Regions from separate parts of the Homo sapiens genome. Here region 2 is linked to region 1. A link is a loop called in an ENCODE intact Hi-C map of the cell type or tissue named here. Cell type or tissue: mammary epithelial cell. All regions are shown on one strand.

What was found. Hi-C counts contacts between places; a loop is a spot of excess contacts. Peaks named below come from ENCODE experiments on the same cell type or tissue, not always from the same donor. Only the 100,000 strongest peaks of a DNase experiment are listed, where the experiment ranks them.
Region 2: a loop joins it to region 1, with 2.2 times the contacts of the local background. A loop is called at or near these places in 1 of 110 quality-filtered maps.

What each region holds. Positions count from the first base shown.
Region 1 is chr21:35,084,797-35,088,796 of GRCh38, reverse strand. No RefSeq gene overlaps it. Among named protein-coding and RNA genes, the nearest start is that of RUNX1, 37 kb to the right of the region's middle. In mammary epithelial cell, no CTCF peak of the experiment used is centred here; DNase peaks (open chromatin) are centred at 2,216 and 3,696; H3K27ac peaks cover 2,668 bases.
Region 2 is chr21:35,161,241-35,165,240 of GRCh38, reverse strand. No RefSeq gene overlaps it. Among named protein-coding and RNA genes, the nearest start is that of RUNX1, 110 kb to the right of the region's middle. In mammary epithelial cell, no CTCF peak of the experiment used is centred here; a DNase peak (open chromatin) is centred at 1,690; H3K27ac peaks cover 1,382 bases.

The DNA.
Region 1 (4,000 bases):
AATGTATAAACTGAGAGTGCAATTTCTAGTCAAAGTTTATGTGTATGTGTAACTTCAGTAAATACTCCCACTCATTTTGTCAAAAATGATAGTACTAATTTACACTCCCACCACACTGTAGGAAAGTGAGCATTCCTCAGTAACACTGACTAGTGCTGTAAGTTTTGTTTGTCTTAGTCATTCTGGCAGATGAGTGATGCAGTTCCACTATTAATTTTAATTTGCATTTGCCTTACTCAGTTGATGTTGAGCATCTTTGCACCTGCTTATCGGCCAATTAAATAGCTTCTTTTTCTGACTGCCTGTTTAACGTTTTTGCCCATTTTCCTATTTGGATGTCTGTCTTTTTCTTAGTGATTTGTCATGAGTCCCTTGTCACTCTCACTCTGTGACATGCACTTTCACCCACTTAATGGTGTCAGTGTGATAAACAGAAATTCTTCATTTTAATGTGATTCAATTCATCAAATTTTCTTAATGACTAATGCTTCTTGTGTCCTAGTTAAGGACCTTTGCCTAGCTCATGAAGGCAATGAACATTATCTTGTGTATCCTCTAGAAGCTTTTTAATTTAACCTTTCACATGTAGATCTACAACCCATCTACATTTAATTTTTGTGTATGGAGTGAGCTAGGGTTGAAATTCATTTTTTTTCAATGTGGCTGTCCTTATGAATATTTAAAAATCATTCTTTTCCCACTGGATGTTTTTGTTTCTCTTTTTTTCTCTTATCTTTTTTTTCTTTCTTGCCATTGATCTATTTTCCCAAAAGCAGTTATACTAACTTACCCAGTACCTTTGTACTGATATCACAGCTTCAAATCTGGTCATTTAAATCCTCCGACTTTGTTCTTGGAGATAAACAAGGCTCTTATTGATCCTCTGCATTTCTGCCTACATTTTTAAATATCAGCTACTCAATTTCCACACACAAAAATACAAACTTGTAGTGATTCTCATTTAGACTTCATTGAATCAAAAGTTCAATTTAGGGAAAGTTACTATTTTTGTAATATTCTAATTCATGGAAATTATTTATTTATTTTCTTGTGTTTATTTTTCTTTTTTATGTTCTTTTTACTTTCCCACAAAAGCATTTCATAGTTTGTTGCATAGAAGTCTTTCCTCTCTGCCTCAGCTTGAAAATTTTTTACTGGCCTACATTCTAAACAACAAATCTGCTCTCCAGCTGTGTGATCCCCTAGTAATCACATATGTGACACGGTTAAATCAGATATTGTAATTTTCATTTTTTTTCTTCTTTCTTGGTTTTGTTTGTTGATATGCCTGGTACTGTTTATTAAATCCTAAACACTATGAAAAATCATGTAAAATTTCTGAATTATTTTATGTAATTTCAAAAAGGATTTTCTTTGTCTTCTTGAGGCAGATCCCTTAATCCAATCAGAAATTGAGCTGGTTTCAAATTGGATTTTAGTCTTACAAGGCTTTATCTAATTTCTGGCTTGCCCTTATTCCTGAAATATAGTACAATCAGCCCTTAGTAACCACGGAGAATTGGTTCTAGGGCCCCAAGCAAATACCAAAATCCACAGATGCTCAGGTCCCTTTTGTAAAATGGTATAGTGTTTTCATATAACCCACACATATCCTCTTATATATATAATCATCTCTAGATTACTTATAAATTCTAATGCAATGTAAATGCTATGTAGTTAGTTGTTATAGCCTATTGTTTAGGAAATAATGACAAGAAAAAAAGGTCAGTACATATGCAATACAAACAACCACCTTTTTTTCTCCCCTGAGTATTTTCAGTCCTAAATTGGTTTAATCCATAGACGCAGAACCCACCATTAGGGAGGTCTGACTGTACTTCACGGGTTTCAGCTGGGTTAATAACTAGGCTCTTCTCCTTTGGCAGGCTTTGAACCACATTTTTTTCACTGCAGTATCATGAGATATCCAAGAATTCTGCATCAAGTTTTTGGCCTCTTAGCAACTGATTTCTACTCAGTTTATCTACCTTTCAGCAGGAACAATTTAATAATCAACCAAAAACTTTACGAGAAAAGCAGCTCAGGGTGTTGGTCTCATTTCTCTCTGCTTCCCTTTCCTTTGGAATTTTGGCCCCTCAAGTCCTGGTTGCCTTAGCAGGGCTGAACATCAATTTTTGTCTCCCTGGGGCCACGAGACTCACAAAAGCTCTGCTCAGAGTCTCTTCCTCTTTGCCACTGAGTTATTCCTGACTCACTTGCTCAGCCTCTTTGCCCAGGATATGGACAGGAAAAAGCCTTAGGGGAAAATCAGCATAGAATGGCAGGTTTCTCTTTCCCTCAATGAGCAGGCTTTCTCTTTAAGATACTGAACCCTCAAATCTAGTCCATTTTAGTGAGTCTTTACTCAGATTGTGTGTGTGTGTGTGTGTGTGTGTGTGTGTGTATGTGTGCATACTCTACTCAGCTTTTCGTTTTGTTATTGATAGCAGGTTTTGTCCACCTCTGGCTGGTCCTTCAGAGCTGTTAGCTGAAGCAGTGTCTGATAGATTGAAAAAGCAAAAAATAAAGGACTCATAATAACCTTTCTAGTAAATATCCTTTTTTGCCCCTTTAACATAGCCTGAAAGAAGGAATGTGAAAAAAAATCTCAGAATTATCAAATTTCCCCATAGAATTTCATGCCACTGATAATATTTCAGGCACAAAATGTTTTCTGTTTTTAAAGTTTTTCCATATATTGGACTATAAATTCTTAAATTATCATATATATGGTAGTCCTTAGTGCTGGTTTCCAGATATTCTGGTTCTTCCTTCTTCTGGCACTTCCACCTTCTAGAGGATTCCCCATCCTGGCTCCTCTGTGGTGGGATACAACTTGCTCTGGCCAATGCATTGTGAGTATAAGTAAAGTGCCTGTATTAGCAGTTATCTCATTGCTATAAAGAAATACCTGAGACTTGGTAATTGATAAAGAAAAGAGGTTTAATTGGCTCATGGTTCTGCAAGCTGTACAGGAAGCATAACAGCTTCTGCTTCTGGGGAGGCCTCAGGAAACTTACAATCTTGGTGAAAGGCAGAGGGGCAGCAGGTGTGTCTTACAGCCAGAGCAGGAGAAAGATAGAGGGGGGAGGTACTACACACTTTTAAACAACCCAGAGCTCATGAGAACTCACTCGCAACAATAGTACTGGTACTAAACCACTCATGAGAAACCACCCCCATGACCCAATCACCTCCCACCCAGCCCCCACCTCTAGCATTGGGGATTACATTTCAACATGAGATTTGGGTGGGGACACAAATCCAAACTATATCAGCCCCCCATTGAGACCCCCAGAGTTATTTTCTTCTGCCACTGTGACCATTACTGGTCTAAACTGTCCTGCATTTTAGGGTGAAAATGAGAACAACATGGAACAGAATTCCTTCCTAAGCCTCAGGAGATAAATAGCATGGGCAATAAATTAACCTTGTTTTAAATCATTGAAATCATGAGGTTGCTTGTTACTGCATCATAACACAGCTTATCCTGATTCATACATTAAAGATTGCAAGAAATATATAGAATCCCATTTTATTGATAAAATTAAACAAGGCTCAGATTCTTGCTCAGAAAAGCTCCTTGCGAACATGAACATGTCTTATTTATTTTTATTGGCCCTTCATCTAATATAGCTTAGCTAAACTATGCAATACAGAAGATGACTGAGGAATTTCTGAGACGACTGGATGAATGACCAAATAAATTCCTTTGTGTGAGTCAGTATACATAAGAAGACAGGAAGGCAGGATATTATGATCTCACAAGATAAATCTGGATTCAAATCGTGGTTCTAACTTTATCTATGTGACCCTGAGCAAGTATCTGAATTTCTCTAAGTCTCAGCTTCCCAAACTGTAAAATGAGAAAAATAATATCTGCCTCTAAGGGTTGTTAGGAGAATTGAAAGAGATAACTTTGTGATGACATTAGCCTACATTCTGGCACATACTAATACTAAAAAATGGCAGGCATTATCATTATCCCTCAAAAATTAGC
Region 2 (4,000 bases), 76 kb before region 1:
ACATGATCTCACTCATATGTGGAATCTGAAAAAGTCAAACTCGTAGAAGCACAGAGTGGAATGGTGGTTTCCAGAGGCTGGGGATGAGGGTTGGGAAACATGATGGTCAAAGGATACAAAATTTCTGTTAGACAGCAGGAATCAGTTCTGGAGATCTATTGTGCAGCATGGTGACTCTAGTCAATAACAGTATGTTTTATACATAAAAATTGCTGAAAGTGTAAATACCAAGTGTTCTCACTACCAAAAAATATGATAAGTAGGGTGATGCATATGTTAATTAGCTTGATTTAGCCATTCCACAAGGGATACATGTATCAAAGCATCATGATGTTCACAAATATATACGTTTATTGCTCGATTATTAATAAATAAATAGAATGAGTCACTAGAAGATTCAGACTCCCTCTGACCTCTCTACATAGCCTTTTATCCACCCATCTTCCAACCACCTGAGTGACCCTGGGTAAGTCACTAAAAACATATAAGGAATATTTTCATATACACTCATTTTTTTTTCAACTCAGATGAAATTCAAAAATAATCTTGATCATTTTAAAAGTGAACATTTCAATGGCACTTAGTACATTCACGATGTTGTACAACCACTACCTCTATCTACTTGCAAAACAGTTGCATCACCTGAAAGGAACTCTGTGGCCATGAAAAATCACTCCTTATTCCCTCTCCCGCAGCCTATGGCAACCACCAATCTACTCTCTGTTCCTGTGGATTTTCCTATTCTAGATATTTCATATAAATAGAATCATGCAGTATGTGGTCTTTTGCATCTGGCTTCTTTTGCTGGGTGTAATGTTTTTGAGGTACGTCCACGTTGTAGCATGTATCCAAATTTCATTCCTTTTTAGGGCTGAATAATACACCATTGTCTGTATATACCACATTTTCTTTATCCATTCATCTATTATTGGGCGTTCGGGTTGTTTTCATCTCTTGTCTCTTGTGAATAATGCTGCTGTGAACATAGGAGTACCTGTATTTGTTTGAGCATCTGTCTTTAATTCTTTTCAGTATGTAGGTAGGAGTGGAATTTCTGGGTCGTATGGTAGCTTTAACTCTTGGAAGAACCATCAAACTGTTTTCCACTGTGGCTGTACCACTTTGCATTCCACCAGCAATGTATATACCCTACCTTGTTTTGCCATGACTCCACCCTGATGAGGTTGGGTTACTTTATAAAGAAGGATCCTGAGACTCAAGGATGTAAAACCATTTGGCCAACTCAGTTTGTCAAGTGTCAAAGTTTGATTCCACATCTTTGACTACAGATCCCATTCCTTTCCATTGTATACACTTCTCCAGTCTTCAGCTTCATCCTTTGGAGAGAGAAAGCAGAGATCTATGAGGAATAAGCTTATCCAAATGCTGTCTAAGAATTCTGATAAAATCCCAGTGCAGGGCCCCAGGTGCTGAATACTGTGTTCACATAAGTATATATGTTTACTTTGCAGACTCAGCATCTGCAATCATACCTAGCCCCTAGTAAATCCTCAGAAAATATTTGTTGAATGAATGAGACTTATGCATTTATCTGAAAGCCTTTCATGTCTCTGGTAGTTAGCAAACCATATGCTGCCTTTTCCTTAAGATCTTTCTTTGCAAATGTGGCACATTCAGAAAAATATAGGACTGGATCGACCAGATGTGATGTGACTAACAATGGTAGAATGTCTCTCTCACACTCTAAATTGAAAATATGTTGTAATCAGATGTGTCAGTAGTCTACCTCAAATACAGTGGCAACGTGCCTTTCTCCGTTTCACTTAATATCATCTGATTATTTAATCTACAGACATACATCACTGATGTATTTTAATTAGCATGTTTGCTATGTATTTATAAATCAGTTTTCACCTTCTAAGACTTGGATGTTTTGCTGTCAAGAAGTCACTAGTACTAACCCCAAATAATGAATATGTTTTATAGTTAACAAAATTTTTCCCAGATCAATAAGGTTAATAAGTGATACTGTCACTTGGGCATGTTAATAAATTTTTTAAAAAATAGGCTGAGCCAGCTGAAAAGCTACAACTGGAAATAGATTATAGCATTTTGCCCCAGGCTTTGGCAGCAATTGAAACAAAGTATTTTGAAACACAGCAAATTGGCATTTCTCTGACTTCCAATGTTCAGTCTCTCCAAGCGGGACACCTGGTTCAACTACACAAAACAGCTATTCAGAATTAGAGTCTGGGCTTTTGTTATGCAAAAGGTAAATGAGGGTAGCATGAACTTTTCCAGGAAAAGCTGTTTTTACTTTTTACCCTAGGGAGACCTCTCTTCAGAAAGAAAGAAAAGAAAAAAAAAAGAAAACTGGTACTGACAGGAGATCAGAAGTTATGAGGATGGGTGGGTTCGAAATTTACTTTATAAAAGAAAACTTCATGCGATGCTGTAAAATGTTTCCACTGTAAATGAATTAAATTGAACCCCAAACCTACCCTGCTTGGGAACACTAGGTTCCCGTGGGACACTCTGAAGAGCTTTCACCAGGCTCACCTCTCCCCAACTCTCAGACTACAGAGACTTGCTTCTATTTGAGTTGCATTTATGTTGTAATAGAAATAGTTTGACCAACACTGTGGTTGGCTTGCTAAAAGAGGATCTATGCCCTATATGATAACATGTCTGTGACCCTGTACGTGTACTCTCATGCGTGCGTGTGCTTTGCGTGATACAGTCCAAACAAGGTTGGAAATTGCACTTGAATCTAGTGTTTGAGGTTGGTCATGCTACCCAACCCATGAATGGGAAAACCCAAAGTCCAGAGTGAAGGAGAATGCAGTGAAGGTTCTTTGACCAAAGCAGGCTCATCCAAGATGCCTGGCATTTGGTCCTATGACTTGTAACCCTTTGGATCCAATGGCCTTCCTATGCTGTGTTGGGTGGGTGTTAGGCAAATGTAAGGCCAAACAGCTTCAAAATCGAATTGAAGAGTCCTTGTTGGATGAGTATTAAGAGAGTCAGGGATCACCTGTCATTGCACCCCAGGATCAGCATCTTAGGGAGCCAGGCCCCAGACAGGCATTCTTCCCTTTACTTAATTGGTAGCTATCTCTTGAGTGACCAAGTGCTGGTGCTGCTCTGGGGATGGGACAAAGCCGTGCTCTCAGGGAGCTCACCTCCCAGCAAAGAAGACAGATGATAAAGACAGAACGAGGCCATTAAGTCATAGCATTTCAGATGATCAAAGTGCTGTGAAGAAAGCAGGAGGGCAGTGGGAGAGGAGGAGCTAGTTTAGATTATAGAATTGGAGAAAGCCTTAAGGAGCAGCGTTTTGGCAGAAACCTGCACAGTGAGAAGGGGCAAGCCTGGAGAACATTTAGGGGAGGCATCAGAGGAAGAAGGTACAAAATGTCCTAAGGTAGCAATGGTGCATCTGAGGAAAGCATGACTGGCCAGGATGAGAGTGACCCAGGAGGAATGCATCAGCGAGGGTACGCAGGATAGGCAGGACCAGAGTATGAGGGCCCTGTAGGGCAGGGTCTTCCTGCCTTGGCACCATTGGCATTTGGGGCTGGATAATTGTTTGTCATTGTAGCTGGTGGCGAGTCCTGTGTACTGTAGAATGCTAGCAGCATCCCTGGCCTATACCCACTAGATGCTATTAGCAACCTCTCCCCACAAATTGTGACGGCCAAAAATGTCTCCAGACATTGCCAGGTATCTTGGGGGTGGATGTGAAATCACCCTACATTGAGATCCACTGCTACAGATTATGGCAAGGCCTTTAGATCATGGCCTTGACCCTCAGCTTTAGTCTAAGCATGATGGGAAACCACAATAGAGTTTTAAGCAGGGGAGTGCTACAATATAACTTACATTTCAAAGGGAACCTGGCTGAGGGGCCAGATGGAGACTGTGGGGAGCAAGAGTGACAGCAGGGACTGGCGAATGTTCATGAAAAAGATAAGAGCAGGACCAGAAGCTTGGCTTCTACAGAAGATGGAGCTTGGGAAGAGATTTGCCTCTTCATGCG